Regions from separate parts of the Homo sapiens genome. Here region 1 is linked to region 2. Evidence: chromatin loops called from intact Hi-C (ENCODE). Cell type or tissue: Calu3. All regions are shown on one strand. Links, peaks and the distances in the headings refer to the core of each region. The heading gives the core; the rest is flanking DNA.

Evidence for each region. Peaks named below come from ENCODE experiments on the same cell type or tissue, not always from the same donor. Only the 100,000 strongest peaks of a DNase experiment are listed, where the experiment ranks them.
Region 1: a loop joins it to region 2, with 6 times the contacts of the local background. A loop is called at or near these places in 2 of 110 quality-filtered maps.

Annotation. Positions count from the first base shown.
Region 1 is chr20:12,285,886-12,289,809 of GRCh38, forward strand. No RefSeq gene overlaps it. Among named protein-coding and RNA genes, the nearest start is that of BTBD3-AS1, 370 kb to the left of the region's middle. In Calu3, for the core only: no CTCF peak of the experiment used is centred there; a DNase peak (open chromatin) is centred at 1,866.
Region 2 is chr20:12,010,343-12,014,266 of GRCh38, forward strand. No RefSeq gene overlaps it. Among named protein-coding and RNA genes, the nearest start is that of BTBD3-AS1, 94 kb to the left of the region's middle. In Calu3, for the core only: a CTCF peak has its summit at 2,083 (motif pointing right); a DNase peak (open chromatin) is centred at 2,119.

The sequences.
Region 1 (3,924 bases), core at 591-3,090, 280 kb after region 2:
TACAATATATTGGAGTATATTATTTTATACTCCAATAAGTATAAAGTATATTTTATTTTAATTATGTCATATTCAATAAGAAAAAATGTATAGATGCTCTCAAAACAATCAATATGGTATGGCTTAGTGTGTATAGACAGAACTGTTCTGGGAACAAAATAATGCTTCACTTTACCAAGAAGCTTCATGTCTGCAAATTCCACACCTCTCTGATCCTGTTTTCTCCTCCGTAGAATGAAGCGTTTAGAAAAAAAATTCTCTATGTTCTCTTCTAATTTATAAACTCCACAATTCTAAATATAGAAAAAAGATCATGTTCTTATGGAAGGAGTTCTGGACCCCAATATCAGAATAGATCTGATTTAAAGACAAATGATTTGGCTTAGTTTTGCTTCCCCCAGAAGAAGAATCATAGGCAAGGATTTGCAGGTGGGTTATTTAGGAGATAATCCCAAGAAGCACCAGGACATCAAAGCAGGTGATGTAGGGTGGATCGTCAAGAGTGATGCCACTGTGTGCCACTGGAATTTAACGCTTTGGGTAACTCTGGGGGCCAGTAGAGAATATGGGCCTCAGAGTTATCCCGCCAGAGGCAAGAAGGAGCTGGAGGTGGGAAACTGATTTTTGATTTTTTTCAGTCATTGGTTGATGACTACTCCTGGAAAACTTAATTCTCCAGCCCTTTCTGCCTGCTGTGCACAAAGGCAGAGAAGTATGGTAGCAAGAGAAGCCCTCAGGCAATGAGATGCAAATGTTGACATTCAGATGTCAGGTCAATGTGCACCACGGGGTTGAGGCCAAAGATATAAGCAGATGCCAATGCAGTTCTTTTTAAAAAATGGCAGTAAATTCTTTCTCCTTATAGATTTAATAAAGACATTTGAGAAGTAAATGAATTAGCATTTCTGAAACACATTGAGGGCCCTTCCACAGCACCTTTGAGTAAGTGACTATAGGCAGAGTACTGAGGTAAGTGTATTCTCTCTGTTTAAAAGGCTTTTTAGGATTCCTTTAGACAGCACATAAACAATTTCAGCTTATTTGGGCACCATTTAGTTAGATTCTGTTTCAGACCACTAAGTGGCAACTTTTTCAAATATTGGGAGGTTAAGGAATTAGATTTTCATACTGAAAGTAAATGAAAATAAATGTTACTTTCAGATACTGACAAATTATATTGCAGGTGTAAAGAAGAAAAGGTGCTGCTGGTATACTGTGAATCTCCTGCTTAAGCCCAAAAGGAGAAAGGTGGACAAAGTACTGATATTTGTCCTTTTCATACCTGTGCCAGAGCCTGCAGATGCGTAACAGGACCATGTAGATTTGTTTTCTCCCTAATGAATAAAAAATGTCACCACTGTTGTTCAGGCTCATCATGGCGATGTTCTCCTAAGACTATGGACTCTTTCTGTGTCTTACTGTAACATACTGAACAAGCTGTGTTGATCTCTTCTTGACCTAAACATTCCAGAACATTCCTGATGCTAAGGGATTTTTTTAAGAGGCAGGGTATTACTATGTTGCCCAGGCTGGCCTTGACCTCCTAGGTTCAAGTGATCCTCCCAACTCAGTTTCCCAAGTAGCTGGACTATAGGTACTCACCACCACACTCAGCTGGGATAATCTATTTTAAGGTTGGGTAAGTGGGATAGACTTATCTCTAATTTTAATATCTCACTTAGAATTTCTTCACTGTGGCAAAAGATAAATGTTTTTTCTTCAGACCCATTACTCTTATCTCTCTTGATATCATTCGAGGGCATCAGAGACTTCCCCATGGCACTCATGGAAAAGCAAAATCAATGAACCAGATCCCACCTAGTGTCAGAAAGTTTCAAACCAGAGCCACTTTATTTTGAATAGGGGCTGAGTAAAATGAGGCTGAGACCTGCTGGGCTGCATTCCCAGAAAGTTAGGCATTCTTAGTCACAAGAAGTTTATGGTTAAGGGAACAGGTTAATCATGTTTACTGAACAGACGCAGGACTTACTAGATCCAGGACTTAACAGACCCAGGAAATGCCCTGATGTTCCCATATCTCAGGAACAAAAGCATTCTTAGTTTAAGCATAAGTTTCATGTTAACAATAATAATATAGATTCTTGCAGTAGACAGTAGTTACACAAAGATTAACAATCATTTGTCATGAGCCTTTGTAATAGAACACATCTCCGCATGATTTTTTGCTTTGTAATCTTATACGTAAACAAGCATTGTACCTAAGGTGGATGTGTTCCTCCTCTTGCTTTCAGGAACATCGTTCTCTGTCTATGGTGTAACCATTCTTGTATTCCTTTACTTTCTTAATAAACTTGCTTTCACTTTATTCTGGATTCACCTTGGATTCTTTCTTGCTCAAGATCCAAGAACCTTCCCTTGGGATCTGAATTGGGACCCCTTTTCAATAACACTAGTGCAGAGTAAAAGAAATGCAGGAGTGTAGACTCAGAAATGGAGATAGTGCAATCGGGGTGGGGGAGGATGTGCCCCAATATGAATGAATCTATGGGTTTAGACCAGGGGAGTCCAATTGTTTGGCTCCCCTGGGTCTCGTTGGAAGAAGAATTGTCTCGGGCCACACATAAAATATACTAACACTAATAATCCATGATGAGCTAATTTTTAAAAAAATAGGGTCCATGCATAAATCTCGTAATGTTTTAGGAAAGTTTATGAATTTGTATTGGGCCACATTCAAAGCTGTCCTGGGCTGCATGTGGCCCATGGACTGCGGGATAGATAAGCTTGCTTTAGATTGTCTCTAAAACAGAAGCATATATTTGAAGCCACCCACCCCCATTTGAGCTGCCAGATGACCCAAGCTGCATAAGTGACCCCAGACTAGACCAACAGAAGAATCGCTTAGTTAAGCACAGTTCAAATTGTTCTTCCACTGAATCATGAGTATATAAAATGGTTATTGTCTTCAATCACTGAGTCTGTGGTGGTTGGTTACGCATAAATAAATAATTAATATAGTAATTTAAGCAACAACCAGTGATTGCTTAATAAGGGAAGACGTTGACATTTCAAAAATATTTGAAAGATTATTTAGCCCTGGTTAAAATATCTCAAGATTTTATTGTAAACTCTTTGTTGCAGGTAGGCCCACTGTGCATCAGATATATCTCGTAAACTCCCTTCTGTGCCGTTGCTTATGCATCCCCTAAGCGTGGGATGCCTTCTCTGCTCCTCTCAGCCTGCCTACAGAAAGCTGCTCTCCAAAATAAACCTCCTCCATAATGTTTGCCTTGCAAACATTATTATTAAGACCAGCCTGCTTCTCAATAATTTATTCAGTCACTAAACCCATATAACCCTAATAAAATTCACTTATTTGGCACTATATCAACCAATTCGAAAGCCTTATCTCCCATCTGGACTACAAGCTTCTTGAAGGAAATATGCCTGCACCTAGTATGGTATCTGTGACATGGCTCAAGATGTGTGACAGCCCACCCACTAAAGTAGGTGACTTTGTGTTTGCCTACTGTTCTCTGAGTTAACACATGGCAGGAGGGGAAGAATCAGAACACGATGAAAGCTTCTAAGTGCTTGGATCTTAGCTCTTTAAATATGAAACTGTTGACTTTTTTATGAACCTTCACTTTTTAGTTCCAAATATATTTTACAAATATGGAAAAATACCAGGAGAGTGTTATCCTCAGAGTCATTGCTGAGTATTGTTGCTGTGGATGTGGTTGTAGGAGTTATAGTGCGGTTCACACGGGAGGTGGCAGGGGTACTTCCTCACGGCAACAAAGTGAGTAAACACGGAAGTCCTTCAATACATTTGTGGTACCAAATTCCACTGAATGAGCCTCATCTCCACTTCCTTATGTTTCTTTCTGTTCTTCCTCTTTACAACACACTTGGGAGGCAGATTGAACCTCTGGTCCTGATTTTAGTCAATAAGGTCAACCC
Region 2 (3,924 bases), core at 627-3,126:
ATATTATATATGATTTGGGCCCACATAGGTTTGCATCTTGGCTACATTCCTTACTTAGTACTTCTGAAACTTACTTTCTCCATCTGTGAAAGGAGGACAGGTTGAGGTATTCCATGTTTAGAAGTGTTACAGTGAGGAATTGTAAGTATAGCAAACTGTAGAGAAACAAGGAGTGAGGTAAGGAGAGAATGAATATCTTTCTTTTTTTTTTTGGAAACGGAGTCTCGTTCTCCCCAGGCTGGAGTGCAGTGGCGCAATCTCGGCTCACTGCAACCTCCGCCTCCCGGGTTCACGCCATTCTCCTGCCTCAGCCTCCCGAGTAGCTGGGACTACAGGCGCCCGCCACCATGCCCGGCTAATTTTTGTATTTTTAGTAGAGACGGGGTTTCACCATGTTAGCCAGGATGGTCTCGATTTCCTGACCTCGTGATCCGCCCGCCTCGGCCTCCCAAAGTGCTGGGATTACAGGCGTGAGCCACCGCGCCCGGCAGAAGATGAGTATCTTTTAGTTGATTTGAAAAGTAATTTACATAATCAGTAAGAAACCTGAGAACGTGTATATTGACATTAAGAAATAATGGGGAGACTGGGAATTACGGTTAGAACTAAAGCCCCATCTCTACCCCAAACACTGTTTGCTCCCACCACTAGTGGTTGGGGCTCAAAAGTATGTATGTTTCCAACTGGCATGGTGATGAGAACACACTTTCTTTCAAAATGACTACTTGCAACTTTATTGTCTTAACTTTCATTTCCTGGTAAAGTCTTGAAAGTCTTGAACATTTTTTCCTTTTCATTTTATGTTCCCAGGTTCTGAATTTATTTTGCTGAAAGAGAGAGATACTTTCTGAATTTTACCAGCAAGGCTATTACAGGAATTCCTTAAAGAGTTTAGCTAAGGGGACTTTGAATTACAAAAAGCACAATTTCCCAAACCAGTATCCATCAGTTAGGACACATTCAAGCCCTAGGAGATTATTACAGCCGTTTTTTTTTTTTGTTTGTTTTTGTTTTTTTTTTAACAATTACCATCACTGACCTGAATAATAAATTAGCATTACTCTTAGAGACTAGAATTAAAGAGCTGAAAAATTCTTTCTTTCCTTCCCTTCATTTCAGAGGGAAAGAAACCAAGGCGGAGGAAAGATCAAGTTGACCTACCAATGTCACACTGCTTGCCAGCACCAGCATCTTTCACCTTTCAGTCCACCTTCCTTCCCACACAGATACACTGCCCAGTATAAATCCTGAAAAAAGGGTCTCCTCCAGACTGCCCCAAAGGGTCTATTGTCCCTATGTCTTGCAGACTTGAAAGGCTAGTTTTCTTCTTCGAAGGGATAGAAAGTGCCAGAACTTCATTGTCCACCTCCAACATGCCGCTGTGAATCTTTCCAGCCTGAATTCCACAGGCATCACAAAGTGTCCTTGACACTTCCAAATACGAGTGAAGGATCTCAGGAATCCATTAACTATGCTGATGGATTAAATGGTCATGTATATCTGATAGGCTGACTAACAGAGGCAGGAATGGGAAAAGAAAAACCCTGACAGAGGTTTGCTATTAAAATTTTCTCTAAGAGGCATGGGGCAAACAACTGGCTTTAGGCTGGCATGCCATTCATCTGTTTCTAAGTAGGGTTAACACTATAGGGAGTTATTTTAAGTTTTTTGCTTGCATAGTTGAGAGAAAAATAATTTCCCTTATCTTTCCAAACTTAATGTCAGACAACTTGACAATCCACCAACGCTCCGTAACTAGAATGTCAGTCCAGACTTCTCCCTTTTTGGCCTATCGAAGGAGCAGTGTATACTTCCTAGAAGCTGGTGGGGAAGTCTTATTTTTATATTTCCTGAATCACAGGGAGCTTTTATCAAGATCTGTGCAGCTCTTTTTGGTCTAATAAAATCCTCTTGTGGCATCAAAGCTTGGGTTTCCCTAGAAACAGACCCTGAGTCTAGGATTGAGATGCAAATCAATTATGTGCAATTGTGATTGCAAGAAGTACCTACAGGGAAGTAAGGTGCTGAGACCAGAAAGGGAAGGAGACCAACAGTGTGTTAATGACAGGCTACACCAGGGGGAGACAAGGCTCAATTCCATTGGGAACCTTTAGGGGGCAGTGTAGAACACACTTCAGAATTGTCCCTCGGAAGTGGTGAGAAGCTGGGGTATTTATTTATTAACTCTCATTCCTCCTTAGCCGAAGCCTGCTTCTTGAGGTATGAACTCACCAGCATTTCAGCCCTGTTTGGTGGGAGCAGAGAGAAAGCCCACAGACAGGGAGTTGGCAGCTGCCTGCAGCAGGTCACCGTTACTGGGGCACCAATACCATTTGGTATAATGACCTTCTAGGAAGATAACTCACTTCCTAATTTTCAACAACCTTATTTCATAAATAGGTTAGGGCTTCTAACTTGACTTCACAAAAATAATTTAGGCATTTATACTTAAGCAGAGTGCAAATACTAAATTCATTAATTGGTTAGCACTCTTTTTGTTTCTCATATTAAAGGAAATAATAGTTTTAATTAAGATTCTGTTTTTTGTTTTTGTTTCTATTTTGCTATTACCTGGAAAGATCGAGAGTGGCTGGGTCCTGACCAGGAAGTTAAAGAGCGACACAGTTTGCTCAATGATGACATTTAAGCCCATATCACCTCATCGGTGGGAAATGAGGCTTCCACAAACTTTAGCTTTTCAAACGTATGAGTCATTGGAGCTGACAAAAGAGAATACAAGTGAAAATGTTCAGTGCATTTGCATTGCGACTAAAAGTCACCATAGTTATCCCAATTATGAAATCTGGCCAATGGGGAATGCCATGGTCCTTCCGGTATGTGTTTCTCTGGATTCTCTTCTATTCCCATCCTTCTCAGCACTTATTACCTTTCCAGGGACTAGACTCAAGAATGCAGGTGTGAAAGCATTATAGCCAATCCTATTTTGCTTTGTGTGAGAATATTCTCTAGCATTGACAGTTTGACGGTCCTTGTTGTTTTTAAAATTGTGACAATTTTCTTCAAATCTGGACTTGCTCTGATATTAAGGCTGGCACCCCGATGTGTGTGCTGCATTGACATCTGAGGCTTGTCTCATTGCCAGCAGGTCTCAAATTCTAGTTTTCTGTCTAAGATATAAGGGCAGAATGTTATTTATGGGCAATTACAAAGATCACCTTGCTCCATTTGATTTATTGGAGAGATTTCAATCAAGGCTTAGAGCTCATCCCAAGCAGACAACCATGCTGACAGTATTTAATGATTTATTGAATGCTGGCAACTCCAGCTCTTCCTCTTTTTCAGTTTTAAGTTGGTGGATTTGGGGGAGTGCTTCAGATGCACTCAAAGCTATGGTAATATTTGGTAGATTCTGAAGTATGCTTGAAGCCCTTTTTTTTCTTTCCGTTAATTAGGTTTGTTGTATTTGCTAGTGTGCATAGATAGGAAGGGCTTGAAGTATCACCTGAGGGTCTTTAGCTCTTCCTGACTGTAGGATTGACTGCCAAGATGTTGTGATGCTACTTTAACTGGCGGAGACAGGGACACTCAGGAAAACAGAGTTAATGATGAACTTACTGTTTAATAACACAAAGTGAACTTATTTACATAGAGTGTATACAGACGCATATGGGTTATAGGATATATTTTCCAAATATGCCAATATTATGTTTTGTTAAACATTTTTCATAAATGAGGTATAATTTACAGATTGAAATGCATGAATATTATGTACATGGATCAATGATTGTATATATCTTGATCAAGAGATCACCCCAGAAACTCCCTCCTGTTTCCAGCCAGCTCTCCTCATCTTTAGCCAATCACACTTATGTTTTCTATCACTATAGAACAGTTTTGCTCATTCTTGAATTTAACATAAAGGAAGTCATGTAGAATGCACTTTTGTTTGGCATGTTTCACCCA